Linked DNA regions of Homo sapiens: region 1 is linked to region 2. Evidence: read pairs that join two places in POLR2A ChIA-PET (ENCODE). Cell type or tissue: Panc1. All regions are shown on one strand. Links, peaks and the distances in the headings refer to the core of each region. The heading gives the core; the rest is flanking DNA.

What was found. Peaks named below come from ENCODE experiments on the same cell type or tissue, not always from the same donor. Only the 100,000 strongest peaks of a DNase experiment are listed, where the experiment ranks them.
Region 1: POLR2A ChIA-PET joins it to region 2 with 10 read pairs; 3 of 35 experiments call an interaction of 5 or more read pairs at or near these places.

Annotation. Positions count from the first base shown.
Region 1 is chr17:74,489,134-74,504,952 of GRCh38, reverse strand. No RefSeq gene overlaps it. Among named protein-coding and RNA genes, the nearest start is that of CD300A, 30 kb to the right of the region's middle. In Panc1, for the core only: no CTCF peak of the experiment used is centred there; a DNase peak (open chromatin) is centred at 3,032; H3K27me3 peaks cover 129 bases.
Region 2 is chr17:74,626,047-74,641,865 of GRCh38, reverse strand. No RefSeq gene overlaps it. Among named protein-coding and RNA genes, the nearest start is that of CD300E, 10 kb to the right of the region's middle. RefSeq lists enhancers at 6,407-6,456, 9,182-9,682, 9,683-10,183. In Panc1, for the core only: no CTCF peak of the experiment used is centred there; no DNase peak of the experiment used is centred there; H3K4me3 peaks cover 571 bases; H3K27ac peaks cover 298 bases; H3K27me3 peaks cover 419 bases.

The DNA.
Region 1 (15,819 bases), core at 2,494-10,493, 130 kb after region 2:
ACCTTATCAGCATAAGAGTTGCCCTGAGCAATGGGATCTGATGCCTTTTGATGGCCCTTGCAGCGAATGACTCCAGCTTCCTTTGAAAGTAAAGCAGCTTTAAGAAGAGGTTTTATTAAGGACACATTAATAATGGAGGACTCTTGTGTAGTGAGGAAATTTCTTTCTGCCCATGTAACAGCATGGTGGTGCAGGATATGGAAGGCATATTTAGAGTCAGTATAAATATTGACGCGTAGTCCCTTTGCAAGAGTGAGGGCCTGAGTTAAGGCAATGAGTTCGCCTTGCTGAGAGGGAGTGGAGCAGGGCAGAGCAGTAGCCTCAATGATAGATGTGGAAGATACTATAGCATAGCCTGCCTTTGCTGATGAGTGGTGATTAGGCCTGGTGGAACTGCCATCAATAAACCAAGTGTGATCAGGGTGAGGAATAGGAAAGAAGGAAAGATGGGGAAATGGAATAAATGTCAGGTGGATCAGAGAGATAGAGTCATGGGGGTCAGGTGTGGTATCCAGAATAATGTGGGAGGCTGGATTGAAGTCTGGGCCAGGAACAATGGTAACTGTGGGAGACTCAACAAAGAGTGAGTATAGCCAAAGGAGCCGGAGGGCAGAAAGTATATGCATCAGGTGGGAGGAAGAAAATAGATTTTGGAAGTTATGAGAACTGTACGGAGTGAGTTGAGCATAGTTTGTGATTTTGAGGGCCTCTAAAATATTAAAGCAGTGGCAGCCGCTGCACGCAGACATGAGGGCTAGGCTAAAACAGTAAGGTCAAGTTGTTTGGACAGAAAGACTACAGGGCGTGGTTCCAGCTCTTGTGTAAGAATTCCGACCACACAGTCCTGTACTTCAGCTGTGTGTAATGAAAAGGGTTGGGATGAGTTTTTTAAGGAATGGAAAGAGGAGTGGGGAAAGGATTTAGGATCTATGGGGTCAGCTACATTTATCTAGAACAGAATAATGGGTTGTGGAGGGAGGTATTGAGGATAGGAGAGTATATGGGTTTGGCATCACGGTGTGGATAGGCAAGACAATTTGGTTGATAAGGTGCAGATCCTGAACTAACCTGTAAGACTTTTCCGGGTTTTGGACAGGTAAAATGGAGGAATTGCAAGGAGAGTTTATAGGCTTTAGAAGGCCATGCTGTAGCAGGCCAGTGATAACAGGCTTTAATCCTTTTAAAGTGTGCTGTGGGATGGGATACTGGTGTTGAGCGGGGTAAGGGTGATTAGGTTTTAATGGAATGGTAAGGGGTGCATGATCGGTCACCAAGGAGGGAGTAGAGGTGTCCTATACTTGTGGATTAAGGTAGGGAGACACAAGGGGATGATGCGAAGGAGGATTTAAACTGGGGAAAAGGGCAGCAATGAGGTGTGGCTATAGCCCAGGAATAGTCAGGGAAGCAGACAATTTAGTTAAAATGCCTCACCTAATAAGGGAACTGGGCAGGTGGGGATAACTAAAAAGGAGTGCATAAAAGAATGTTGTCCAAGTTGGCACCAGAGTTGGGGAGCTTTAAGAGGTTTAGAAGCCTGGTCGTCAATAGCCACAACAGTTATGGAGGCAAGGGAAACAGGCCCTCGAAAAGAAGGTAATGTGGAGTGGGTAGCCTCCGTATTGATTAAGAAGGGGATGGGCTTACCCTCCAATGTAAGAGTTACCCAAAGCGTCTGTGATGGTCCAGAATGCTCCCGAGGCACCTCATAAATATATACACCTACTATGACCCAGAAAAACTAAAAATAAAAAAAGCTAAAAAAATCAAGGGTCTCACTAACAGGCTCATTTTAACTAAAAGGGGGCAGCAAGGTGGACTTTTGAGCTAAGCAGTGTTGTGGTCAAATACTGAGTGAGTCACTTAACCTTCTCCCTTCGCTTCTGATCCAGCACAGTGGCGCCTAGGACTATGCATGGGACACGAGGGGTTACTCAATCAGTGATGTAGAGACAGCTGGCTAAGTCTTATACAAACTCAAGTTCTGTTCATACCGCACTCTGTAAGCCAAAATAGTTTCAAATGGATCAAAGATTTAAATACGAAGAAACTACACAAGTTTTAGAATAAACTGAAATCTTTCTAAAGTCTTAGACTATTTAAAAGTTTTAGAATAAACTGAAAACTGCAAGTTTTAGAATAAACTGAAAATATAAAATGAAATTTACAAAAGTTTTAGAATAATGGGTGAATTTATTAGACTCTTGAAATGGAGCATCCTAAGGAAAACTCAAACTTTATAAAGCAAATGATTGAGAAATCTGACCTCAGAAAAAAGATGAAACATCACTGGGTGAAAACACCTTTGAAAGTTTTTTAAAAAATGACAAGCTATGAAGGAAATGTTGCAGGCAATTTGACAGAGAGCTTATTTTCTTAATTTACAAAGCACTCGGAGGAACTCAGTAAGATAGATTAAAAGCTCAATGGCAAAATGGGCAAATGGATAGTTCACAGGAAAAAAACTAAAATGGCAAATAAAGGAATGCAAATTCTGAAAATTATAAGATATTATTTTCTTCTATCAGATTGAAAAGAAAATAGAGTGTGAAAATATCCAATACTGGCGAGAGTGTAGGGAAAGGGACATCGTTGAGTGTTCTTGATGGGAAGGTAAGTGGGTGTAAGGTACATGGATGTGCTTTGGTCAAGAATAGGTTAGCCAGGTGCGGTGGCTCACGCCTGCAATCCTAACACTTTGGGAGGCTGAGGCGGGTGGATCACCAGAGGTCAGGTGTTTGAGACCAGCCTGGCCAACATGGTGAAACCCCATCTCTACTATAAATACAAAAAAAAAAAAAAAATAGCTGGGTGTGGTGGCTCGGGAGGCTGAGGCAGGAGAATCGCTTGAACCTGGGAGGCGGAGGTTACAGTAAGCCGAGATTGCACCATTGCACTCCAGCCTGGGCGACAGAGCGAAACTCCGTCTCAAAAAACAAAAACAAAAACAAAAACAAAACAGGCAGAGGCAAACATCAGGGCCAGCGTGACTCAGGGAGTCTGGCGCGCAGGCGCATAACTCCACTTGTTATGTAATCTGTTTGTGTAAGTGGCTCAGAGCCACTATTGTCTGTAAAAGGTATAACTGCCCTGCTGACGCTGTACATGTGGTTCGGCATGGCTTGTGCCCAGAGGCAGAGAGTAAAACTGCTGACCCCATAAGGGAGAGCCAGGCTTGTAGGCCAGGGAATGCAGCTGTAAGCCTGGGAATGGCAAGAGCCGCAAAGCTGGAGCAGGCAGCCGAGATAAAGGTGAATTGTATGAGAAAGCTTCTGATGAAACTATCACAAGGACAGAAAACCAAACACCGAATGTTCTCACTCATAGGTAGGAATCGAACAATGAGAACACTTGGACACAGGGTGGGGAACATCACACACCGGGGCCTGTCAAGGGGTGGGGGGCTGGGGGAGGGATAGCATTAGGAGAAATACCTAGTGTAAATGACGAGCTGATGGGTGCAGCAAACCAACATGGCACATATATACCTATGTAACAAACCTGCACATTGTACACATGTACCCTAGAACTTAAAGTATATAAAAAAAACTGCTGATGAAAAAGCTGCTGAATAAAACCATATTTTACCTGCCTACAGCCCCCTAAATATTCCTTCCGCTATTCGCCACCCATCCACCCACTCCCCTCAGACCTCAACATGGGCTGGAACCTGACGCTTGGCATGACAGTGGGCAAGAGCTTTTTGAAGGAAAATTTGTCAAGATCTATTAAAAAAAAGTCAATTCATGGACCTTTTGACTAATGCTCCACTATTGGAAATTTCTCCTAAAGATATACTCAGATAGGCCAGGCGTGGTGGCTCACGCCTGTAATCCCAGCACTTTGGGAGGCTGAAGTGGGCAGATCACGAGGTCAGGAGATCGAGACCAGCCTGGCCAACACGGTGAAACCCCATCTCTACTAAAAATACAAAAATTAGCTGGGTGTGGTGGTGCACGCCTGTAGTCCCAGCTACTTGGGAGGCTGAGGCAGAAGAATCGCTTGAACCCGGGAGACAGAGGTTGCAGTGAGCCAAGATCACACCACTGCACTCCAGCCTGGGCAACAGAGCAAGACTCTGTCTCAAAAAAAAAAAAAAAAAAAAAAAAAAAAGATATACTCAGATATATACCAAGATACAGGTACAAAAATACAAAAACATGGTCTGGGATGACATAACAATGTGTGCATCTGTGCATGTGTATACACACGCAGTCATACATGGGGCCTTGTATGACACACAGATACATCGGCATGCATTGTGCACCTACAGCTCCAGTCCCTCCCCCAGCGCCTGACTCATACAGCCAATAGGGGGCTTGTCATCTTTATTTGAGCATCTGTACGCCCAACAGAGTCCCTGTTTCCTCTCCCCAATTCCACCCCAAAACTGCTGCTCTCTTAGTCTTTCCATTTCCGTAAAGGGACCCACCTTTACTGCCCTCCCAATTGCTCAAGTGAAAACCGTAGAAGTCACCTGCAATTTTTATTCCTTTCTTTTCACTCCCTCCCACATCCAATCCTTCAGCCTGTTGGGTTGGCTCTACGGCCAGAATGCATTCTGAGCTTGTCCACCTTCTCCAATGGCCACATCCACCACCCCATTCCAAGGTGCCATTGTGTGACTCCCTTGCTTGAAATTTTTCAGAGTTTCCACTTAGGACAAAATCCACACATTTGCGTATTAACCCTTCCCTGATCTGACCACTGCCTGCCTCTGCCTTTCTGCGTCTGCCTCCCACCAAGCTCCCCACATTGTCTACTCTGTACTCATCTGGCCGGCACCCTAAGCCTGGGACACACTAGCCTTGTTCCCCCTTAGAGCCTTTGCCTGAGCTGTTTCCTCTGCCAGGAATGCTCTCACTCTATATTATTGTGTGGCTGGCTCCTTCTCAAGTCTCAGCTCAAATGTCAGGAAGTCCCTCCATGACCTCCCTATGCAAGCAGCCCTTCCTGCCTCTCATCACTCTCAGCTGTACACAATTCAGATCTTCACACAGCAGTTCTGTGATGATCTGAACGAAGCTTGCTTTTGTTTTGTTTGTTCTGTCTACTGCCCACTAAGATACAAGGACCAGACAGAAGGGGCCTCATTTATCTTCTTCACTGCTATGTCTCTGCTGTATAGCTCCATGGTATATAGTAGGTATTCAATAAAAGTCATCAAGTAAATGAGTAAATAACGGAATGAATTAAAACTGTGGAATCACATATAAAAGAATGAGGTAGATTTGTGTGTACTTGTATAACAAGGTCTCTAGGACATATGCAAAAGTGAGGTATGAAGAATTATGAGCCCCTCCCCCCACTTTTTTTGGAGATGGAGTCTTGCTGTGTCGCCCATGCTGGAGTGCAGTGGCGCGATCTTGACTCGCTGCAACCTCTGCCTCCTGAGCTCAAGCGATTCTCCTTCCTCAGCCTCCCAAGTAGCTGGGATTACAGGTGTGTGTCACCACACTTGGCTAATTTTGTATTTTTAGTAGAGACAGGGTTTCACCAAGTTGGCCAGGCTGGTCTTGAACTCCTGACCTCAGGTGATCCGCCTGCCTCGGCCTCCCAAAGTGCTGGGATTACAAATGTGAACCACTGCGCCTGGATTAGCCCTTTTGAAAATAATTTTGAAATAATAATAAGTTTTCTGAAAGCTGTGTAAGAAATGGCTAACAGTAGTCACTTTTGTGGAATGGTACTAGGGGTAGGGTAGGAGGAAGGAGACTTTTTTGTTAATTTTATAACTTCCTGTACTGTTTTAATTTTCTGTCCATTGCACATGGGTTTAAAATTTTTTTTTTTTTTTGTCCTGAGATGGAGTCTTGCTCTGTCACCCAGGTTGGAGTGCAATGGCGCGATCTCGGCTCACTGCAACCTCTGCCTCCCAGGTGCAAGCAATTCTCCTGCCTCAGCCTCCCCAGTAGCTGGGATTATGGGAGCTTGCCACCGCGCCTGGCTAATTAAATAATTTTTACTTTTCTTTTTGTGTGTGTGTTAAGAGACATCATCTGGATATGGAACGATACACACTTTTCTGAATTAATGTTATTCTTTTTGTTGTTATTGTTGATTGTTTGTTTTTGAGATGGAGTCTCGCTCTGTCACCCAGGCTGGAGTGCAGCGGCATGATCTTGGCTCACTGCAACCTCCGCCTCCTGGGCTCAAGCGATTCTCCTGCCTCAGCCTCACGAGTAGCTGGGATTACAGGCATGCACCACCATGCCTGGCTAACTTTTTGTATTTTTAGTAGAGACGGGGTTTCACCATGTTGTCCAGGCTGGTCTCAAACTCCTGGCCTCAAGTGATCTGCCTGCCTTGGCCTCTCAAAGTGCCAGGATTACAGACGTGAGCCACAGAACCCGGCCAGAATTAATGGTATTTATTTAAAAGCAATGAGAACTATTTATTTGTAATTGGCAGAAGTTTAAATCATTTTTTTAAAGGCACCATTCCCAATGTTGGCCATGGGATATGCTGAAGGATATTTCCATACCAGGCTGATAGGAGAATAAATTGCACCCAAATCCTATCGAATATACTACCCCTGGGCCGAGACATTTCTAAGAGTGTATCCTAAAGAAATAATTATGTGCAAGAATGGTCACATAATTGGTTATAATAGCAAGAAACTAGAAACATCCTAAATCCCCAACAGTAAAGATATGGTTAAATAAATTACATTACATCCATAAAAGGAACATGATACAAATTTTAAGAGTATATGTTATTTGAACCCATATTTTATAAGGAAAAAATGTAGATATATGAACATTGTTATTTTCTTCTTTTTGTCTGTATTTTCTAACTTTTTTTTTTACAACAAATAGATCTTTTTTCTGTAGTTAATATAAAAAAAATTTTTTTTTTTTTTTTGAGATCGAGTCCAGTGTGTCACCCAGGCTGGAGTGCAGTGGTGTGATCTTGGCTCACTGCAACCTCCGTCTCCTGGGTTCAAACAATTCTCCTGCCTCAGCCTCCTGAGTAGCTGGGATTATAGGCATGCGCCACCACGCCTGGCTAATTTTTGTATTCTTAGTAGAGGCAGGGTTTCACCACGTTGGCCAGGCTGGTCTCGAACTCCGGACCTCAGGTGATCTGCCTGCCTCAGACTCCCAAAGTGCTGGGATTATAGGCGTGAGCCACCACGCCTGGCCTAAAAAAAAACTTTTAATGGCTTCTAAATTGTTTGCAAAATGAAATTGAAGCCTGTCAGTGAAGCTGATGTTCTGTGAGCTGGCCTCTCCCTCCGCCCTCACTTCCCACCACTCGAGGCCTCCCCTTTCTGCTCCAACAGGAAGGAGTGGCCAGCTCTTCCTCCCCAGGCCCTGCCTCATCCAAACCTCTTGCCATGCACTTTGCTTTAGAGGCACCCGGCTTGCTTATCTTGTAAGACTCCATCCACCATCCAAGAGCCATTTTCAGGAAGCTACACAGGTGCCTACTTGCCCTCCACCACAGTGGGATGTGCCTGTCCTGCCTGCTCCCAGGACTCCTTGACTTTCTCTATCATTGTAACTCAGGACATTTTGTAGTAACATTTTGACACTTAATGTTATCAGGCTCCCCAACTGGTCTCCAAGCTCCTTCTAGACTGTGTCCCCATATAGGAAAAATATCATACATATTCGTTACTGGATGGATGGATGGATGGATGAATGGATGACTTGGTTCTTCTTCTAACCACTATTCCTGGTCCTGGCTTCCTGATAGTAACCACATGATTAGTTGGGTCCACGTACCTCTGATTCAAAATGTCTAAATAGGTTATTTATTCATAAATTTTTAAAAAATCAGAATGGGGTCAGGTGCAGTGACTCACACCTGTAATCCCAGCAATTTGGGAGGCTGAGGTGGGAGTTACTTAAACCCAAGAGATCAAGACCAGCCTGGGCAACATAGTGAGACCCTGTCTCTACAAAACAAAACAAAACAAAACAAAACAAAACAAAACAAAACCACACATACATACACAAAGCAAAAGCAAAAAAATTAGCTGGGCATGGTGGTATGTGCCTGTAGTCCCAGCTACTTGGGAGGCTGAGGTGGGAGAATTGCTTGAGCCTAGGAGGTTGTGGTTGCAGTGAGCTATGATTGCACCACTACACTCAAGCTTGAGCAAGAGAGTGAAAACCTGTCTCAAAAAATAAAAATAAAAATTTTTAAGTTGAAAAAAATCAGAATGGGAATTAGTTGAGAAGATTCAAAGCAACATTCTACATAAATTCCATATAAGACTGCCAAATAAAGAGGTAGACATTAGATTCTCCTAAGGGAAATGTGAAATCCAGAGGCTAAGGAGAAAGTTCCAGTTGACACCGTGTTGATTATGGAGTTTCAGCTCTCTCGTCATGAAGCTCCCCCTCCTCCCCTCACACTCCAAGGTTTTCCTGAGGCTCTGAGAGGCCAGCTACAGTCTCAGTGGGGATGAAGCTGCTTCTACTTCGTTTGTGATGGGAGTGAAAATGGCCCCAAAATCCCATTTCCCAGAGCTCTTTCTCTGACACTTGTAGAGAATCTTATGCAGAACTTTCTCCTGACCCCATGTCCTTTGGGTCAGCTGATGGCCTGTGAGATTGATAATCTAGCAAGTTTGGACATTCGTGACACTCTTGCTAACCCAGGTACGGAATGCTTAGAGAGGGAGTTTTCTGATCCTGTTCTGCTTCTGTGGAAGGCAGAGCAGCTTAGCCCATTGATATTCTGCAGGTGACTTTGATCTTGAATTCAGTTAATTGTGTGTCAGGTGATTACCCACACCTGTCAGTCAAAGCGCCCTGCTCCTTCCTCATAACCCATCATCCCTTTTGTTTCCTGGCATTCCAGATTCTTCCACTGCACACATTAACTCACAGACAGATGCCAGCATCGTGCTTCACCATATATATATATATATATATTTTTTTTTTCCTGAGATAGAGTCTCACTCTGTTGCCCAGGCTGGAGTGCAATGGTGCAATCTCAGCTCACTAAAACCTCTGCCTCCCAGGTTCACACGATTCTCCTGCCTCAGCCTCCCAAGTAGCTGGGATTATAGGCACGCACCACCCCAGCTAATTTTTGTATTTTCAGTAGAGACAGGGTTTCGCATATTGGCTGGGCTGGTCTTGAACTCCTGACCTCAAGTGATCCACCCACATTGGCCTCCCAAAGTGCTGGGATTACAGGCATGAGCCACTGCATCTGGGTGGTACGGCTGCCACCCTTACAGATTGTTCTATTATGTTATTACTGAACACTTGCCACCACAGCTTGCATAGGCGGCTGAGGTCACTCGGTCACCTGGTCAACAGCAGGCACATCTGCTGTTGGGTTTTACTAGGAAAAGAGTGGCTAGTTATGCTTTAATAATTTATTAAGAAGGTCATTGTGCTTTATAGAATGGCTTAACAAGCCAGGCGCGGTGGCTCACACCTGTAATCCCAGCGCTTTGGGAGGCCGAGGTGGGCGGATCACAAGGTCAGGAGATCAAGACCATCCTGGCTAACACGATGAAACCCCGTCTCTACTAAAAATACAAAAATTAGCCGGGTGTGGTGGCGGGCGCCTGTAGTCCCAGCTACTCGGGAGGCTGAGGCAGGAGAATGGCGTGAACCGGGGAGGCAGAGTGCAGTGAGCCGAGACCGTGCCACTGCACTCTAGCCTGGGTGACAGAGCGAGACTCCATCTCAAAAAAAAAAAAAAAAAAAAAAAAGAATGGCTTAACAATTACGGAGAAGAGAGAAAAAAAGAAGACAGGAAAGAAAGAGGAAGGGAGGAAGAAAGGGAGGTAATTCATATACAGAGAGAATACTTTGGGATCAAGGACTCTACTCAATTCTTTCCTGTAACTCTCAACACTCCTGGAAGGTAGAACCTGCTGTTCCCATTTCCCACTTTCCTTACCAGACACATAGGAACCCAGAGCTTGCCCTCAGCCTGGGCTTCAGGAGTAGGTCCCGGGCTCCAATGCACCATGTGGCCAGATTTGCAGAATGTAGGTCAAAGGGGAGAGTCCAAAGGTCAAATTCAAAGGACCCGAGAACAGGAGCAAAGGAAAGAATCGACAGCAAAGAAATTTTGGACAATGAGGATGCAGGTCAGGGGTGCTTAGAAAGAGTCCCAGAGGTGACGAAACAGCATGAGGATGCCCAGGGAGAGAATGGCAGGGCCTTTTGTTAAGGGCTTGCATCAGCTGGGTGTAGTGGGTCACACTGCGGTCCCAGCCAGTCAGGAGGCTGAGGAGGGAGATTTGCTTGAGACCAGGAGGTTAAGCCCAACTGGGACCACATGGTGAGACCCTGTCTGTATAAATAAATAAGAGTGGCCAGGTGCGGTGGCTTACATCTGTAATCCCAGCACTTTGGGAGGCCCAGGTGAGTGAATCACCTGAGGTCAGGGGATTGAGACCAGCCTGGGCAACATGGCGAAACCCCATCTTTACTAAAATACAAAAATTAGCCAGGTGTGGTGGCAGGTGCCTGTAATCCCAGCTACTTGGGAGGCTGAGGCAGGAGAATCATTTGAACCCGGGAGGCAGAGGTTGCAGTGAGCCTAGATCGCACCACTGCACTCCAACCTCAGTGACTGAGACTCCCTCTCAAAATAGAAATAAATAAATAAGAGCTTGCTTCAGAGCCTGGTGAGGGTGAACGCACTGGAGGGGCACTGGACCATTGCTGGAACAAATGAAGAAACTGAGACCCAGATGGCCTTGAATGGCAGCCCCAGACCATGTAGGTCACAAGGGCAGAGGTGGGATTTAAGGCCTGTTCTATCTGACCCCAAACCCATGACACCAACCACAGGTGGGGTGGCTGCCCTTGCCTTTGACACACTGCAGTCGGGGTGGGAAAATCTAGGAATTGGGAAGGGACAATTGGATATGAAATAAAGAAACTCAAAGTTAGAGAGGAGTTGAGTTTTCTTGTTTTGTTTGTTTGTTTGTTTTTTGAGACAGAGTCTTGCTCTGTCACCTAGGCTGGGGTGCAATGGCGCGATCTTGGCTCACTGCAACCTCCGCCTCCCAGGTTCAAGCGATTCTCCTGCCTCAGCCTCCCAAGTAGCTGGGATTACAGGTGTCCGCCACCACACCCGGCTAATTTTTGTATTTTTAGTAGAGACGGGGTTTCGCCATGTTGGCCAGGCTGCTCTTGAACTCCTGACCTCAAGTGATCCGCCTGCCTTGGCCTCCCAAAATGCTGGGATAACAGACGTGAGCCACCGTGCCCGGCCAAGGAGTTGAGTTTTCTTTCGGCACAAAACATCCAAGGACTGGGCGTGCAGAGGGGCTGGAAAGCCATGCAGGAGTTTTCTGTCTGTTCCCCTGTTTCAAGCCCTCCCGCTTCTCAGCTGCATTGACCCAGAAAGTACAGAATTCCTTTGGCGTTGACAGACCAACCCCAACGAATTCAACAGGCTTGGGAATCCAGGCATGTGTGATTCCCCGCATGGCCACAGGGTGGAGATACGTGGCTATCAAATCTCTATGTTTGGTTCCCAGGCAGAGTCAGGTCTACAAACCAGGGCTGGTGTTTGCCCAAACAGTAAACTTTAAAAACAAAGAAACATAATTGTGAGGTCATTTTCTAAACTGTGGATAATTCAGCCCTGAGTCATCTTTCTAAAAGGCTTGGGCTAATTAGAAAATGTCTTTCACCTCCTTGGACCAATTGTGAACATATTGATGATTAACCTAACATTATTTAATCCTCCGAATATCTATCATGTTGGCATTGGACATGCCAAGTGAGGCGCTGTATTTTGAAGGTGAACTTGGATTGTAAAACAAAGACAAGGCACAACTACGGGAAGGCTTCACCAGCTACTTTCAGAAAACACCGGAGTGGCACCTTTGTGTACCCGGCACATGCAGACAAAGACAGTGTCAGCAACCTGTTCTCAGATGGTTCTGGGGAAAAACGCATAGATAGAAACAGAGTAACAAAAAAGTGGCAAATTAAAAAAAAAAAAGGGTAAATCTGGGAAAATGACATACGGGAGGTCTTTGTACCTTTTCCACAATTTTTCCTTAAGTTTGAAATTGTTTCAAAATACAAGGTTTTTTTTTTCATTGTTGTTGTTTTTAATGCTAAGATCCAGAATTCCTAGATTCAAGGTTCAGATATTATCACCCAATGGAGTGGCATTTGTCATTTCAAGTAGCCTCTCTGGCCCGTGGCTCTTCTGTAAAATAAAGAAGGTGGCCAGGCATGGTGGCTCATGCCTATAATCCCAGCACTTTGGGAGATCGAGGCAAGAGGATCACTTGAGGCCAGAAGTTCGAGACCAGCCTGGCCAACATGGCGAAACCCTGTCTCTACTAAAAGTACAAAAAAATTAGCCGGGCATGGTGGCATGTACCTGTAATCCCAGTTACTGGAGAGGCTGAGGCAGAAGAATCACTTGAACCTGGGAAGCAGAGATTGTAGTGAGCCAAGATTGCACCACTGGACTCCAGCCTGGGTGACAGAGCAAGACCCTGTCTCAAATAAAATAAAATGAAATAAAATAAAAAAAGGCAATCTGTTGTCACTGCTGCAAAGCATTCTGTTGTGTGAATAAACCCCTCAGCTCACCCATTCCCTGAAAAAAACAAAAAGAATAAAGTGGAATGTTCTCTCTGCATGTGAATTACCTTCCTTTCTTCCTCTCTGTCTTTCTTTCCTTCTTTCTTTCTTCTCAGTAATTGTTAAGCTGTTCTATAAAGCACCATGGCCTTTTAAATAAATTATAAGAGGAGGCTGGGAGTGGCGGTTCATGCCTGTAATCCCAGCACTTTGGGAGGCTGAGGCGGGTGGGTCACCTGAGGTCAGCAGTTTGAGGCCAGCCTGGCCAACATGGTGAAACCTTGTCTCTACTAAAAATACAAAAATTAGTTGGGCATGGAGGCATGTGCCTGTAATCTCAGCTACTCTGGAGGCTGAGATGGGAGAATCGCTTGAACCCAGGAGGCAGAGGCTGCAGTGAGCCGAGATCGTGTCATTGTACTCTAGCCTGGGTGGCAGAGCAAGACTCCATCTCAAAAAAAAAAAAATTAAAATTAAAAAAGAGAAGCATAACTAGTCACTCTTTTCCTGGTAAAACCCAACAGCTCATGTGGCTGATCACAGAATGTTGAGGTGACCGAGTGACCTCAGCTGCCTATGCAAGCTGTTGTGGCAAGTGTTTAGTAATAACATATTAGAACCATCTGTAAAACACTGGAGTGGCCCCTTTCTGTACCCGGCTCATGCAGACAGAGACAGTCTGGCTGTACCAACCAGACTCGTAACTGTTTAACAGGTAAAGCACGACGCTGGCATCTGTCTGTTAGTTAATGTGTGTGGTGAATGAGTCTAGAATGCCAGTGAATAGAAAGGAGCAGGGAGCTTGGATTTACAGGGGTCCGTAATCTCCTAAGGCTCAATTAACTGAATTCAAGATCAAAGTCACCTTTGATATTTGAATAATCAATAATCAATTTGATTAAATATTACATAATCAATTTGGATAACTGATATTTGAAATAATATTTTTATTTATTCACCCCAATATTTATTTACCCCCAAAATATTATCAGGCTGGGTGCAGTGGCTCATGCCTGTAATCTTAACCTGTTGGGAAGCCGAGAGGGGAGGATGTCTTGAGCCCAGTAGTTTGACCAGTGTGGGCAAAAAAGTGAGAGTCCATCTCTAGAAAAAATCAAAAAAATTAGCCAGGCCTGGTGGCATGCGCCTGTGGTCCCAGCTACTTGGGAGGCTGAGGCAGACGGATCACATAAGTCTAGGAGTTTGAAGGGGCAGTGAGCCATGATCATGCTGCTGCACTCCTCCCTGGGACTATGTCTCAAAAAAAAAATGTATATGCACACACACACACACACACACACACACACACAAAGTCCTTCAGTCCAATAGGTACTCATTGTGTTATCAATGAGATAGTTGACATCCTGTCGTTTGCAGTAAGTCGTAGATTCAAAGCCCATTTCAGTTTGGACTGGCCGGTCCCGAGGGCTCCATGCTCACCTGTGGTTGCTGTACTGGGCAGCAGTGTCTCCTGCAGATTCTCTTGGCAACTCCAGGTCGGCCCAGCCCTGGGTCCCACCAGCTCGCGCTCTCTCCCCTCCCCATCTCCGCTTCAGGCCACCCCTTTTCTAGTCTGAGACGGGACAGTTTCCTCTGGCTCCTCATTATTTCCTCAAATCTATGGCTACTCAGGAGGCTGAGGTGGAAGGATCTATTGAGCTTGGGAGGCAGAGGTTGCACATGCCTGTGATCCCAGCTACTAGGGAGGCTGAGGCAGGAAAATCGCTTGAACCCAGGAGGTGGAGGTTGTAGTGGGCTGAGATCGTGCCATTGCACTCCAGCCTGGGTAAAAAGAGTGAAACTCCATCTCAAAAAAAAAATCAATACATTCAATACACTCCTAATAAAAAGGAATTTTTTTGAGGAACATAATAAGCTTATTTTAAAATGCATTCAATGGAATAAAGGTCTACAAATAGCTAATTCAACCTTTCTAAACTTTTACACTCTGCTTCCCTTATAAAACTGATGCCTTTAACAGTGCCCAAATCATCTCTTGAATGCTTTGCTGCTTAGAAGTTTCTTCCGCCGGATACCCTAAATCATCTCTCTCAAGTTCAAAGCTCCACAAATCTCTAGGGCAGGGGCAAAATGCCACCAGTCTCTTTGCTAAAACATAACAACAGTCACCTTTACTACAGTTCCCAACAAGCTAATTCAGCCCGGCTATTTTGTATTTTTAGTAGAGATGGGGTTTCTCTATGTTGGTCAGGCTGGTCTTGAACTCCCTACCTCAGGTGATCCGCCCATCTCGACCTCCCAAAGTGCTGGGATTACAGGTGTGAGCCACCGCACCCGGTCAAATATATTGATTAATTTGGGAAGACTCGACATCTTGGTGTCATTAAGTCACCTGAAGTAAGAGCCTAAAAGATCTCTCCATTTATTCAGATCATCTTCTGTAACCTTTATTGGAATTTTATTGTTCTCTCCATAGAGGTCTTATATAGTCTTGGTGATATGGTTTGGCTCTGTGTCCCCACCCAAATCTCACCTTGTGGCTCCCATAATTCCCATGTGTTGTGGGAGGGACCCAGTGGGAGATGACTGAATCCTGGGGGCGGGTCTTTCCCATGCTGTTCTTGTGATAGTGAATGGGTCTCATGAGATCTGATGGTTTTAAAAATAGGAGTTTCTCTGCACAAGCTCTCTCTTTGCCTGCTGCCATCCACACAAGATGTGACTTGCTCCTGCTTTGCCTTCTGCCATGATTGTCAGGCCTCCCCAGCCACGTGGAACTGTAAGTCTGTTAAACCTCTTTCTTTTGTAAATTGCCCAGTTTCAGGTATGTCTTTATCAGCATCGTGACAATGGACCAATGTAGTAAATTGGTACCAGTAGAGTGGGGTGCTGCTGTAGATACCTGAAAATGTGGAAGTGACTTTGGAACTGGGTAACAGGCAGGGGTTGGAACAGTTTGGAGGGCTCAGAAGAAGACAGGAAAATATGGGTAAGTTTGGAACTTGCTAGAGACTTGTTGAATGGCTTTGATCAAAATGCTGATAATGATATGGACAATGAAATCCAGGCTGAGGTGGACTCAGATTGAGATGAAGAACTTGTTGGGAACTGTAGTAAAGGTGACTGTTGTTATGTTTTAGCAAAGAGACTGGTGGCATTTTGCCCCTGCCCTAGAGATTTGTGGAGCTTTGAACTTGAGAGAGATGATTTAGGGTATCCGGCGGAAGAAACTTCTAAGCAGCAAAGCATTCAAGAGATGATTTGGGCACTGTTAAAGGCATTCAGTTTTATAAGGGAAGCAGAGTGTAAAAGTTTAGAAAATTTA
Region 2 (15,819 bases), core at 5,062-13,061:
CTCCAGCTTCTGCTTTTTCTGAACAGCTCTACGTATAAACATTGATGCAATGGGAAAACAACAAAACTGAGGTGTAGAAAAGAGAGACGCAAGGGAGTAGTAAGAAACATGAAAGCCAGTTTCAGTCCAGCTGACAGAAGCTCCCCAAATGTTGGCAGATGAGGCAGAGAGAGCAAAGAGACACAGTGACACATCTGCCCCTCCTGGACATCCTGGGTCCGGGGAGTGGGGTGGGGGAGGCTGGTGGGAGCATGAGGAACAGCAGGCCTAGTGGCTGGGGAAGGGGAGGTGGGTGGGGCTGGGGTGCACTGGGGAGAGGATGAGGGAATCAGAGGGATGACTAGAGTTTCAGGCTCCAGCCTCAGATGGGTGGGCTCTGCTGATAACAAACAGAGGCCCAAGGAAAGCGACTAAGCCAGGCCTGGTAGTCCAGAGGGCACAGAGGCAACCCAGGGTGTAGTGGGGAGCCCCTCCAGGGCCAGGCGAAGTCTTGCTCAGCATGAGGTCTGCAGCTGCAAACACAAAGTAGGACTCACACTTAGCAGGGCCTCCATATGCGGCAGCAGAATGCACAAATGGATTTGAGTTGTTCTGAACATTAGAGAAGCCCAGTGGGGAAAGGAATGCAGGGTCTGGGTCAGGTGCGGTGGCTCACGCCTGTAATCCCAGAGCTTTGGGAGGCTGAGGTGGGTGGACCACCTGAGGTCAGGAGAGGAGCGCCGTGTACCATCAAGACAGCCCTGGCAAATGCTTTTTCACAGTGGTCACAAAGAACCCCAGCAAGGAAGATGTGGCTGTGTGCTGGTGTGCAAAGAGAGATGTTTTTATGCACCCAGGGGACATGGGATGATTGCTGTTTTGTCACATGGGAGTGTCCTGTAACCCCCACCCTCCTTCCCAAAGAGCACAGACTGTGTCTGACAGCTGGTATGTGTGTGCACGTGCGCACATGTGTGCTTGCACACCTTCTGCAGGCTCCTCCTCTGTTCTAGCATCAGAGTCATATCTCTCTCATCTGTTTCTTTTTTCTTTTTCTTTTTTTTGAGTTGGAGTTTTGCTCTTGTCACCCAGGCTGGAGTGCAATGGCACGATCTTGGCTCACTGCAACTTCCTCCTCTCGGGTTCAAGGGATTCTCCTGCCTCAGCCTCCCAAGTAGCTGGGATTACAGGTACCCACCACCAATGCCCAGCTAACTTTTGTATTTTTAGTAGAGACAGGGTTTCACCATGTTGACCAGGCTGGTCTCCAACTCTTGGCCTCATGTGATCCACCCGCCTTGGCCTCCCAAAGTGCTGGGATTACAGGTGTGAGCCACCGCGCCCTGCCAGGGTGGGGGGTCCTAGCTAGGAATACATAGAAAGACTCTGGAGATTCTTTTAATAGGATATGCGAAACTCAGTGTATGTGTGTGTTTTCCTAGGGCATGGGTGTATAGCTTTTGTTACAATCTCAAGTGTATCTGTGACCTCAGCTCCCCGAAGTTAAGAACACAGGGGACTCTCTCTCGCCTTGAATCCTCCAGAATTCGCTCACCAGCCCTGTCTGGTGTGGATATGAAGGTGAAGGAGAGGCCTCGGAGGCTTAGGGCGGGACCCATGGGCTCCTAACAGTGGCATTGCTCATCTCTAATGTTCCAGGTCTTTTCTGGAGAGCCCTCTCTCCTATTCTAGGCTCTGCTTAGCACCGTCAACGTTGCATCCCTTAGTAGCCTGAAATAAAGGGGAGAGAAGCAAATGAAAAAGGAGACCCATGGGGAAGTTATTTGCACAGACGAAGGCAAGTGAGTCAGCTGTGCAGGGTGGGTCTCGGAGGAAGATGCAGGAGTCATGGGCGTGGTGAGGTGGGGGGCACTGGGGCTCGAAGCCCAGCAGTCGCTCACTTTGGGGCTTTTGTCCCTCTGCATAGGTGCTTCTAACGCTGCCAGCTCCTGATGCCAGCACTCCTTTCTCAGCCTGCTCTCTGCTCAAATTGAGTATTAAAAAAAGAAATAAAAGCCACAAATGGGCTGATGTGAGCAGATGGTTTCGGTCATAACCACAAAAACCTTCTTGTTTCCCGTTCCTGATCGACACTGCTCTTGCATAACGCCAAGTCCATGACACTGATGAAGAAAATGCTGGCATTATCTGCCTGTTCCAGGGATGATGGACTGAAAGTTTGTGTCCCCCTTCTTCCCCCACCAAAGATTCATATGTTGAAATCCTGACCATGAAGCTGATGGTATTGGGGGTTTGGGAAGCGATTAGGTCTTGAAACTGGAGCCCTCATAAATGGGATGAGTGCCCTCATAAAAGAGACTCCAGAGAGCTTTGTAGACCTCCCTCTCTGCCATGTGAAGATGGAAAGAGAAGGCAGTCATCTGCAACCCAGAAGAGGCCTTCGCCAGAGCCTGACCAGGCTGACACCCTGATCTTGGATGTCCAGCATCTATAACTGTAAGAAATAAATGACTGCTTAAGCTGCCCACTTTGTAGTATTTCAGTTACAGCAGGCTGAATGGAGCAAGACATAGGGTTGGCCACTGCAGGGCCCCCTCTTTTTTTCTGGACCAGAACGTGCTCGATGGAGTTTCTGGGCACCAAGAGACAGAGGGTGGTGGGAGAGTTCCCTTGTTCTTTATTCTGGATTGAAGTAAAATGCTCACACATAATTGATGTCATGAATTTTTTTTTTAAGTCGGCGTCTCAGTCTGTCACCCAGACTGGAGTATGGTAGCGTGTTCTCGGCTCACTGCAACCTCCACCTCCCGGGTTTAAGGACTCTTATGCCTCAGCCTTCCGAGTAGCTGGGATTACAGGCACGTGCTACCACGCCCTACTAATTTTGTATTTTTAGTAGAGATGGGGTTTCACCATGTTGGCCAGGCTGGTCTCAAACTCCTGACTTCAGGTGATCCAACTGCCTTGGCCTCCCAAAGTGCTGGGATTACAGGCGTGAGCCACCTCACTCGGCCCATGTCGTGACTTTTAGTATTTTTTGACCATGACTCACAGTGAGAAAGTTAGTTACTTGGCAATACTTGTATACGCATACAGAAAAAAAAAATAAAATCTCAGTGTTTATCATTATAACCTGAGATGTGCTCTGATTGATCCTGACATACCCTGTTACAGACCAAAACATGACTGAGGCAGGTCTCAGTGCATTAGAGGTTTGTTTAGCCAAGGTTGTCCAGGAAAAAAAAAACAAAACAAAACAGATCACAGATGCATTTTCCAAAGGAGGTTTTAGGAACTTTTTTTTTGTTTTTTGAGACGGAGTCCTGCTCTGTCACCCAGGCTGGAATGCAATGGCATGATCTCGGCTCACTGCAACCTCCGCCTCCCGGGTTCAAGCCATTCTCTTGCCTCAGTTTCCCGAGTAGCTGGGATTACAGGCACATACCACCATGCCCGGCTAATGTTTTTGTATTTTCAGTTGAGATGGGGTTTCACCATGTTGGCCAGGCTGGTCTGAAACTCCTGACCTCAGGTGATCTGCCCGCCTCAGCCTCCCAAGGTGCTGGGATTACAAGTGTGAGCCACTGTGCCCGACCGGGAACTTCAGTCTTTGAAGGAGGAAGAGAAAGCAGGAGGGAAAAAAGGGAGGGAGGGGAGGCAGGGAAGCAAATGGTTACATTCCCGTGAGGCTCTGATTAGCTTTGGTAAAACTACATTTTACACCTGGAAAGAGGAAGTGGAGGGAAAAGTCAATGATGTCTTGTGTGCAGCTCAGTTAATCTGCATTTGACTTAAGATAAAGTAAACATGTGAAGAGCGGGAGTACAGGGTTGTGCCATTGCAGCCATCTGTTTGGGAACAAGAGGAAGACAGCATTGGTGACCCAGTTCCTAAGCTTCTCTTCCCCTTTGGCATAGTGAGTTTGGGAATCTGAGATTCCATTGGTCTCTCACACTACTTGTAAGAAAAAAATCTGCTTAAGACCCACAACCAGGTTGCAACCCTCAGTTTGGACAACACTAGTCTCATCGTTTTTGCTTCCTGCCAGAAAGAGCAAATCTTCTGTGATAACAGTGTCTGGAGCCCCAGAACGGGTCACGCTCCCCTGGTAGCTGAGAAGGGGACAGGAATGACAGAGGATTTCTGCCTTCAGCCTGTCTCAGAGCCTTGATCCAGCAGGGGAAAGGAGCATTCTGACCTTTCTCCTTTTTTTTATATTAATCATTTTTTTTTCTGGTGTAGGGAATCATAGGACTCAAATGCAACTTCCACCCATGGGGAGGTCTAATGATAACGTTGGTCTCATCTCACAAGGAGGCAAGTTTCTCTCATCTAATTGTGGAGGAAGGGCTGTCCAACAAAAGCAAGTCAGAAGGAATTCCTAATCGAGGGACGTTATGCTGGGGCCTGTACGGGTACTTCCTCTCTCTCGGCACAGACTGTGGTCTCTCACAGGACACTTGAGGTGACCTAGTTCTTCCCTGCTTCAGACCAGTGGCTGCCAGTTTGAGCGCGGTGGCTCAGGCCTATAATCTCAGCACTTTGGGAGGCCGAGGCAGGCGGATCACCTGAGGTCGGGAGTTCAAGACCAGCCTGGCCAATATGGTAAAACCCCGACTCTACTAAAAATCCAAAAAAAAAAAAAAAAACTAGCTGGGCATGGTGGTGGGTGCCTGTAATCCCAGCTACTCGGGAGGCTGAGGCAGGATAATCGCTTGAACCTGGGAGGCTGAGGTTGCGGTGAGCAGAGATTGCACCACTGCACTTCAGCCTGGGTGACAGAGCGAGACCCCATCTAAAAAAAATCCAACAACAACAACAAAAAAGACCAGTGGCTGCCACCCAAGTCCTGTCTGTGTTTGGAGAAGGTATTACTCCATTTGGCTGTAGTTGGCAGGTCAGGCCTTGCTTGGGATTTTCCAATCGTCCCTATCCCTTGGCCTCATTGGAAGCACCACATCTGCTGTCACTTACACACTCCCCCATTGATGGCATGCAGTGATTTAGTTTTCCTGTGCTTATTTCCTGAGAGCGAGGCAGCGGGGGTGAGGGTGGGTGTCTCAGATTTCTTTGAATAATGTGAGGTGTTGTGTAAGAAACGCAGCCACATATACACGGATTTTATTTTATTTTCTTTTAGACAAAGTCTCACTCTGTCGACCAGGCTGGAGTGCAGTGGCGGGATCTCACCTCACTGCAACCTCTGCCTCAGCCTCGTGAGTAGCTGGGATTACAGGCGCATACCACCACACCTGGCTAATTTTTGTATTTTTTTTTTTTTTTTTAGTACAGACGGGGTTTTGCCATGTTGGCCAGGCTGGTCTCAAATTCCTGACCTCAAGTGATCTGCCTGCCTTGGCCTCCCAAAGTGCTGGGATTACAGGAGTAAGCCACTGCACCCAGCCACCAATATCCAGACAAGGATATTGGTGAGTACAATAACCTGGTTTCCTGGTGGAAATGTAGAGGGGACCATGGGAATATACAGAAGGGTGGCGTAGCCCAGCGTTGAGACGGGCTTGCAAGTGGGGCTTCATGGACCCCAGTGGGTGAGGATGTGAATTCCGGCTTCTACTGGGCCTCCATTGATGTGCCCCTGGCCAAGAGGGGTCAAAAGACCTACAGGAAGAAGCTGAGGCACAAAATACAATTTTAAAGAGTTAATTTCAGTTGAAGTGAGGACAGCTGTCGGAGACGCACTTCCAAGTTGCCTTTGGGAGTGGTCTGCTTGGCTTTTGTTACAAGCAGGTTTTTTTTTTTTTTTTGGAGACAGAATCTTGCTCTATCGCCCAGGCTGGAGTACAGTGGTGTGGACTCGGCTCACCGCAACCTCTGCCTCCCAGATTCAAGTGATTCTCCTGCTTCAGTCTCCTGAGTAGCTGGGATTACAGGTGTGCACCACCACGCCCAGCTAATTATTGTATTTTTGGTAGAGACAGGGTTTCACCATGATGGGCAGGCTGGTATTGAATTCCTGCCCTCAAATTATTACCCACCTCAGCCTCCCAAAGTGCTGGGATTCCAGGCGTAAGCCACCGCTCCTGGCCTACAAGCAAGTTTTGAAAGGCAAAAGGAAGCAAGGAGGGGGCTGACAGTCTGGAGTTGTCTGATGTGAATTCTTACTAGTTCACAGAAATCACATCGGTCGGTGACTGGCAGTGCATTGTTGAGCTCAGGTGTGAGTTATGGCGTCCAGTGCGTGGTGTTTACGGTGTTCATGGCTATGTGGTGTCCGTTCGTCTAGGGCCTGCATCGCAGGTGGCTTCCAGAGACAATTATTTCGCTCAAGTGGGGAGTGAGACGTGACTGCTGTCACATCTGAATGCCTCTCTGAGTCTGCCCATTTAAAAGGGCTCGCATTCCTCAGATAAAAAGTCCCTTTTCTTTCTCACTACTCCCCATGTGGCCTGGTTGAGGCCACCCCCGCGGGAGGGAGTTGGGCTTCTCACTGCTGAGTGGGGGTGGAAGTCCAGGTTCCCTACCCAGCCTTCCCTGACAGCACCTGGCAGGGGGATTGGGTGCCTGGTTACAGCTGGGTGGAGGTGGATGTCTAAGCTCCCACTCTGCCTTTGCTGGCCTGGGCGGTGGGGCCATCATTTTTTCTGGGGTGTTCTGTAGGGTAGAGGAGTCATTGTCTAAGTTCTTCTCTATTGCTGGGTTGCTCGTTCCCTGTTTTTTTTTTTTTTTTCTAGAGAGAGAGGGACAGCTTTTGTTGTTGTTTTTCTGTGCCTGTTATTGTTTCTGCATTGGTGGCCTCTCCATCAGGGCTGTCTCCAAGTCTGGGATACATAAAGGAAAGAGAAAACCCAGATAACTCATTGCTACATTGTTCCGTGGACCCTACTGTCTGTCCACCTTTCAGTCCCTTCTCATGCTTGTTTTATTTTTATTTTTTATTTTTCGAGATGGAGTCTTGCTCCATCACCCAGGCTGGAATGCAATGGTGAGATCTTGGCTCACTGCAACCTCCACCTCCCAGGTTCAAGCAATTCTCCTGCCTCAGCCTCCCAAATAGCTGGGATTACAGGTGCCCGCCACTATGCATACCCAGCTAATTTTTTGTATTTTTAGTAGAGACAGGGTTTTGCCATGTTGACCAGGCTGGTCTCGAACTCCTGACCTCAGGTGATCCACCCGCCTCGGCCTCCCAAAGTGCTGGGATTACAGGTGTGAGCTACCATGCCTGGCCCTCATGCTTGTTTTATACCCAAGATCAGGGCTTAGTTCTACTTGGTGGGAGGGATAGGGAAAAGTCTGTCTACTTCATCTTCGTGGAAACGTTAAGTGCATGGGATGGTTTTAAGGGCCAGGCATACAAGGGCTCACATTGTTTCTGTGACGTCCCACCAGACAGCCTCAGTGTCTGGTTCCCCTGGATGTGGTGGAAGTCTGGTACCCAACTCTGGGCCTGGCCTTAGATACCTGTGCAATTTCTTACATGCTCCATGGTGACCATAGAAACCAGCATGAAGGTGATGACGCTGATGGAAGGGCCCAGGTCCTCCAGTTGCCACCTAGAGATCTGCCTGACTTTCCTTTGTCTATGATCTGACTGAGAAATACACCTTTATTGTGTTAAGCTACTGAGATGTTAGGGTTGCTTGTCACAGCACTATCTATCCAGACCCTATATTGTTTAAGATCTCTTCTTTTTTTTTTTTTTTTTCTTAGACACAGTCTCACTCTGGGCCCAGGCTGGAGTGCAGTGGCATGATCTTGACTCACTGCAACCTCTGCCTCCTGAGTTCAAGCAATTCTCACACCTCAGTCTCCTGAGTAGCTGGGACTACAGGCCTCTGCCATCACGCCCAGCTAATTTTTTGTATTTTTGGTAGAGATGGGGTTTCATCATGTTGGCTGGGGTGATCTCGAACTCCTGACCTCAGGTGATCCACCCTCCTCGGCCTCCCAAAGTGCTGGGATTACAGGCATGAGCCACCGCGTCCGGCCGCAAAATACTTTAAGTGAAGAGCGCAGCTGGTCCTCAAAAGGAGCTATTGCAGGAAGAAGCCTGGAGTCTGAATTGGGGGTGGCTGGGAGTCCTCAGGGCCCCTTCTCCCCCACAACCGTCAGTGTTGTGTTGACAGCAAGAAGTCATTGCTGGCCACGCAGTGGAATGTGGGGAAGATGGCTCCAGCTCTTGCTGTTGAGTCAAACCGAGGATCCTGGCTTGGCCTTAATCTGGACTCAAGGGTTTAGACTGGGGACTCTCAGGAAGGCCCGAGGACTTACTGCATTTTCACCTGACCCAACACACTCATGCCAGGATCAAAGGGAGACTGCACTTCGGGAGCAGTTTGCGAAAAGCCTGCTCTGCTTCATGAAACAGGTTGTGATTGTAGGCTCTGGTCACGAAAGAACGCTCACAAGCCAAGCGTGGCCTTTTTGGAGAGAAATCTGTCAGGCTAAGTGTGTGTTTACCTTGGGACTCAGCAATCCTGCTGAGGCAGGCAGAGCCCAGAAAAACTCTCATGCAGGCCCTCAGAGGCCAGGCTAGAGCATGCTCAGTGCTGTGCTGTCTGGGGAGCAGGGAGCTGGGGGCAGCCCAGGTGTGCAACATGGGGGAGGGGCCGACAAGTAAACCCGGCACCTCCTGTAGTATACAAGCTCCAGTTCTAGTCAACAAACTCTACGGCCCCATGGTAACGTGGATGGGGCTTAAAAACCCAGTGCTGAGGCCTGGCATAATGGCTTACACCTGTAATCCCAGCACTTTGGGAAGCTGAGGCGGATGGATCACCTGAGGTCAGAAGTTTGAGACCAGCCTGACTAATATGGTGAAACCTAGTCTCTACTAAAAATACAAAAATTGACTGGGCATGGTGGTGTGCACCTGTAGTCCCAGCTACTTGGGAGGCTGAGACAGCAGAATTGCTTGAATCTGGGAGGCAGAGGCTGCAGTGAGCTGAGATCGCACCATTTCACTCCAGCCTGGGCCACAGGACGAGATAACGTCAAAAAAAAAAAAAAAAAAAAAAAAATCCAGTGCTGAGTGAAAAAGCTAAAACCAGAATGAGATCGATGGCATAAAGCTGGTTACATAAATTCTTTTTGCCCAGGCTGAAACGCAGTGGTGCAATCATGGCTCACTCCATCCTCAAACTCCTGGGCCTGAGCAATCCTTCTGCCTCAGCCTCCTGAGTAGCTGGGAACATGGGCGTGTGCCACTATGCGTGGCTAATTTTTAAATTTTTTTTGTAGAGATCGGGTCTCACTATGTTGCCCAGGCTGGTCTTGAACTCCTGGAATCAAGGGATCCTCCCTCCTCAGCCTCTGTGAGCCACTGCGCCCAGCCAGTTATGTAAACTTAAACACACTCCTACGAAGCCAGCATGTATACCTGACAATCACACAAGTGTACGGATGCCGGGGATTGGAAATGGGAAATGAGATAGAAAGGACTAAACAGAGAAATGATATGAGACAGGACTTTGCTTGGGCACATTAACTCAACCCACCGCACCTGTGGTGCCCTACACAAAGCAACAGTGAAGGCAGATTCACCCGGAAAAGAATGCTGGGAGAGGGGCGTAAGACAGAATGATGCAACCCAGGTACTGTGCCGCACAGAGGCAGCAGCTCGACTCTGCCAGAGCTGGCTTTGCAGGGAAGCTTTATCGGCATTTTGAAGGATGTGTAGGGGCTCCAGGTATCAAGGAAGGCAGGTGGGAGGCTGGAAGGGCTTTGACAAACACCATATATGCAGGCGTGCTGGCTCGAGGGAGCAGCTGCTATTTGGGAAATTAGAAATACTGTGCTTTGGAATGGCTGGAGCAAAAGTGTGAGCCGGGAGGATGGAAGGAGGCTGGGTCCTGCAGGGCTGTGTGAATCATGCTGGGGTCTGGATTTGATCACAGCTAAGAGGAGACAGTGAAGATTTTACAGCAGGAAGCCACTGAATCACATTTCAAAGCTTCCTCATTTTCTTTCAGCCATACCACCAACTTCTGCAATCTCCCCACACGAGTGCCTGGATTTCAGAATCTCTCTCAGTTTCTGTTTTTCTGGCAGTTGCTTCTTAAAGCTTGCTTGTGTTTTTTCAAGCGCTACGCTGGACCTGGGAAAATTCTCTCCTTGGTCATCGCATTCTCAAAGATTTCACTCACATTATTCTTCATCTCTAATGTTTTAGTCAAATCCCACCTATTTCTCTCATTTTTCAAAATGCAACTTTTCATCTGGTAATTTCAGTTTGTAGAACTTTATCTTGATTGTCTCTCAAGAGGGTTTTTTATTTTTATTTTATTTTATTTTATTTTATTTTATTTTATTTTATTTTATTTTATTTTATTTTATTTTTTGGCAGAGTCTCGCTGTGTCTTCCAGGCTGGAGTGCAGTGGCACGATCTCAGCTCACTAAAACCTCCATTTCCTGGATTCCAGTGATTCTCCTGCCTCAGCCTCCCAAGTAGCTGGGATGACAGGTGTGTGCCACCACACCAGGCTGATATTTTTAGTAGAGATAGGGTTTTGCCATGTTGGCCAGGCTGGTCTCGAACTCCTGGTCCCAAGCAGTCCACCCACTTTGGCCTCCCAAAGTGCTGGGATTATAGGTTTGAGCCACTGCGCCCGGCCCAATAGTTAGATAGTTTCTTTTTGTTGGATAATTACGGTCTCTTAAATTTTTTACTACTATGTGTTCACATTTTCATTTTTTTTTTCTTAGAATAGAATATGAAAAGTGGAATTACTGGGCGAAGAGAAAGCCCATTTTTAGAGTTCTTGTCACTTACTGCTAAATTGCTTTGCAGAATTAGAGCACTACATCACCTATAGACAGCATACGGATTCCACCACTCTGTTGCCTGCCTTTACTGAGCATTACCTTAGAAAACCTCTTGGCTAATCTGGAAAAATTTATAATTTTGTTGTTTTAGTATATCCATGTGGTTGATTTTCAGTGAGATTAAGTGCTTTTTCTTCTGAATGTCAGCCATCTGTATTTCTTCTTTTGAGAATTGTAGGTTGATGGTGTTTGCCAATTTTTCTTTTAGTTTGAATATTTTTCATTTTGATCTGTGTAAGCTCTTGATGTTTTTGGTAATTTTGTTTCAGTTTTTTCAGTGTTGTTGTCTTTTTTTTCCACACCCGAGTAATTTTAGTTTGTTGTAATTAACTCCATCTTTGTGCTTGGATTTCAAGTTCTGTGAGCACACAATGATGTCCTGGAGATATCTGCCCATCAACCAGGACAGGTTTTCCAGAAGATCTGCCTACTCACCTCTCAGCATACTGGAGGACTTTGATTAAACAAACGCTCCCCTTTGTCCCCAGCCCTCTCCAGCTGTTGTTTCCTCTCTCTCCACTTTCCTTCTCAGAGCCTCTTATAAAACAGTGTCTGTACTTTCTTTTTTCTTCTTTTCTTTTTTCTTTCTTTCTTTCTTTTTTTTTTTCTAATACACGGTTTCGCTCTCTAACCTGGACTGGAGTAAAGTGGCGTGATCTTGGCTCACTGCAAACCTCCACCTCCCAGGCTCGCGTGATTCTCCTCCTCAGTCTCCTGAGTAGTTGAGATTACAGGCACACGCCACTACCGCCCAGGGAATTTTTGTATTTTTAGTAGAGACGGGGTTTCGCCATGTTGGCCAGGTTGGTCTCGAACTCCTGACCTCAAGTGATCCACCCGACTTGGCCTCCCAAAGTGCTGGGATTCCAGGCATGAGCCACCGCGCCCGGCCACCATCTGCATTTTCTGACTCTGTTTCCTCATCTGTCATTTACTCTGTAGTCAAGCCCACCTGTCTTCTCTGCTCACCACTCTACAGACATGCCCTTGACGAGGGAACCAACAACCTTACTGTCAGTCAAATCCAAATGCATCTTCTCTTTCTGCATCTTACTTGACCTCAGCAGCCCTTGACTCGGCTGAGCACTTCTTCCTCCCTTCTTTCTCCTTTCTTTGCTTTCAGACTATCTCAGTCAGCTCAGGCTGCTATAACAAAGATACCACAGATTGGGTGGCTCACACAAAAGAAATTCATTTCTCCCAGTTCTGGTGGCTGGAAGTTCAAGATCAAGATGCTGGCTGAATCAGTTCCTGGTAAGGGCTGTCTTCCTGGCTTATAGATGGCTGCCTTCTTTCTTTATCTACACATGGCAGAGAAAGGGAGAGAGAAAGCAAGCTCTCCTGTATCTCTTCTATGATTCTATGATTTTTTTTAATTAAAAAAAAATTTAAGAGACAGGCTTCACTATGCTGCCTAGGCTGAAGTGTGGTGATTATTAACAGGCACTATCATAGCACACTGCAGCCTCAAACGCCTGGCCTCTAGTGATCCTCCCCGCTCAGTCTCCTGAGTAGCTGAGACTACAGGCTTGCACCACTGCACCTGGCTTGTGTCTCTTCTTATAAGGGCACTAATTTTATTCATGCGAGCCCCACCCTTATGGCCTAATCATATCCCAAAGGCCCCAACTCCAAATACCGCCACCTTGGGGATTAGGGTTTCAATGTATGAAACTGGGGGGACATAAGCATTCAGTCTACAGCCCAGACTCTCCTGGTTTTCCTCCTGCATCACTAGGTGCTCCTGATTTCACTCTCCTGACTACTACTACCTTCCTTCTTCCCCTCCCCTCCCCCTCCCCTCCCCCCTCCCCCTCCCCACCACTTCTTCTTCTCCTCGTCCTTCTTCTTCCTCCTCTTCTTCTTCTTCTTCTTCTTCTTCTTCTTCTTCTTCTTCTTCTTCCTCTTCCTCTTCCTCTCCTTCTCCTTCTTCTTCAACAGAGTCTCACTCTGTCGCTCATGCTGGAGTACAGTGGTGTGATCTTGGCTCACTGCAACCTTGGCCTCCCAGGTTCAAGCAATTCTCCTGCTTCAGCCTCCCTAGTAGCTGGGATTACAGGCGTGTGCTACCACCAGGCTAAATTTTGTATTTTTAGTAGAGATGGGGTTTCACCATGTTGGCCAGGCTGGTCTCAAACCCCTAACCTCAGGTGATCTGCCTGCCTCAGCCTCCCAAAGTGCTGGGATTATAGGTGGGAGCCACCATGCCCGGCCTTGCCTCCTCTTCTTTTGCATCTGGTGCACTCTTCTGAATGCCAGCACAGTCTCATTCTGAACGTCACCTTCTCAGAGGCTTCTCAGACCGTCCTGGGTGGTTCTTGGCCATATCACTCTGTTTAATTCTCTCAGAGCAACCATCATGACCTCTTGTGCCTTGTTTCTGCATTAATTTACTACAAGCAGCTGGGTAGTGGGAGATAAGGACACAGATCCTGGAGCCAGGCAACCTGGGCCCTCCAATCCTAGCTTCATATGAACGCCATCATAGAGTGGCTCACCACTAATGGGTCATAAGGCCTTCAGCAGGTTGATTGGCCCCTCTGTGCCTCAGTTTCCTCCTCTGAAACATGGGGATAATAGAAGTTCTACCTCACAGGGTTGTTTAAAGGATTAGAATTGCATGAGTATGTGTTTAATAATTAAGACAGTGCTAAGAAGGTTCCTGAAGGGTGCAGCCTCCTCCAGCTTATGTCCTTGAGAAACAGAAGACTTTTCCCATTCTTGGCAGAAATATACTCTGTCTTTATAAATTGATTAATTTAGGAGCATCTTTTCTATATACATTAATATAGCACATCGCTGCCCTCTTTCTTTATGAACTTCTCCCTTTTATAATCCTCTACTATTCTAATCATATCAGAAGTAACCTTAAAGCTAGTAAGAATCATCTTTTAATTTGCTCACTTCTCTTATCTATGGAGGAGGAAATTTCCTGAGCTCTGTGCAGTTCCACGGGCAGCAGCTTTAGTGACAGCCTGAAGAGCAGGAGGTGAATGTTCTGGGCTGGGGCAGTCCGGGGAGTCAAGGAAGAGAAGCACGTTGCTGTTGTTCTAGTAGTTGTTGGGGAGGTCAGCGAGAGAGAAGGGTTAGATGTTCATCAGGCTGAGTTTGAGGTGTCGGTGGAGTCAGGGTGGAGGTGTTTTGAGGGGATGGGGCACAGCAGGATTAAAGCAGGGGCAGGGAATGGAGTTGTCTTGTAGGAAATCCCATGTGTGGCTGGAGGAGCAGGTAGGAACTGCTGCTTAGAGGGCCAGGGGAAGTCCTCAGGTGAAAGCTACCTGCTTCTTCTGGGGTCCTATGGGGCTGCACTAAGTGGAAAGCAGAAGAGTGCCAACTTGTGGGGCTGCCAAATGAGGCAGATGGGGCCAGGCGGGAGCATCTGTATCTTCACCAGGGCTGAGCTAGACTCTACCTGGACCCTCCATCTGGCCTAAGATCACTCTCTAGGTTGTCTCTGCCCTGGTAAATCCTCACACCACCTAAAGTAGCTTCTGTTACCCTCAAGAAGACTAGCCCAAGAGTGCTCTGCTTTCAGGATTCTGCTTCCAATTGCCAGTGGGAACGATTGCTGGTTGCAAGTGGGGAGGGGTCCATCGTCAACGCCAGAGAATGGCAAACTCCTTTTGCCAGGGCCAGCCAGTACAGATTTTAGGTTTTTTGGGCTCTGCGGTCTCTGTCACAACTACTCAACTTGGAATTGTTCCTATAAATTTTATAAAATTAATCAGGGAAGAAGGGAAGGGGAGAAATGAAAATAAACCAAGCTTGCAGCACATTTGGCATTAATCATGAGGTCAGCCTGCTCTCTGTCCTGCTTCTTCATATTTGCTGCCTATTCCCCCAGAATCACACAGACCCGGTTGTAAGACTATAGTCCCCCTTAATTGTACCATAGGTAACATCTTAAGCATTGTGAGACATTAAGTTTTCCATTTGAGATATTTTTACCAGGTCTTGTATACCAGTGAAACTACTGATGCCAGCTGGTCTAGAGGAATCCAAGAGAAGCTGATTCACCAAAGAAGGCTGTTTCCAGATCATGATGATTTCATCCATCCTACCTTGACCAATCAATGATCCCAATTTTCCAGTTACTTGCCCTCTACAATCCCCTTAAAAGTCCCAGCCCAGAACTTCTCAGGGAGATGGATTTGAGGGTCCCTCCCAACTCCTTGCTTGGTTACCCTGTGATCATTAAACTCTTTCTCTGCTGCAAACCCTGTTGTCTTGGTGTATTGGTTTGTTCCAGTGCAATGGGCATATGAACTCGTTGGTCCTGTAACAAACTCTGCTGTTGTAGCATGAAAGCTGCCATAGATAATACATAAATGAACATGTGTAGCTGTATTCCAGTAAAACTTATTTATGTACACTGAAATTTTAGTTTCAGACAATTTTCATGTGTCATGAATTAAAAAAAAAATTCCCACCATTAATAATGTGAAAATGATCATTAGCTCATGGGGTGTATAAAAACACAAGGTGAACTGGAGGTGTGGTTTTGGTGTGTGTTCATCTCTTCCATGGCCCTACAAGTCTCATCATTTGCCAACCTGTTTTATATTGACGTCCTTGTCCACACTCCCACACGATGGGAAGTTGTACTTTGGATCTCACACCCCTGTGTAGTGCAACTTAGGTGCTTGTTCTCATGGAAGGTAACTCCTTATAACTACAGGGAGTGGAGATGCCTTGATACTCCCATGAGCCCATCAATGGGGTCTCCCCTCATCCTGTTCCATGGGCGTAATGACCATTCATGGATCCTAGCTTTTGGCAGGGGGCTCTGCTCCCACTCCCTGTCTTGTGTAGACCTGAGACATTGTCTTCTGTCCCTGAGTGGCTATTTAAACAGCAGCCCCTCTCCTCCTAAGGCCCAAATTCATTTTGACTGGTCCCCATTAGCCTCTTGGTATCAGATCCTGCTCACAGACCTGGCTTTTAGTTCCCTTTACATTTCTAATACCTGGAATTTCCTTTTATTGGATTTGACTTCAGTTTGGAACCAGATGATAGCTTCTGTGTCAACTCGGTCTTACTAGGTGGTCGGAGTTTGGATTTTCTAATTGGATTATAATGAAATGTGCCTATAT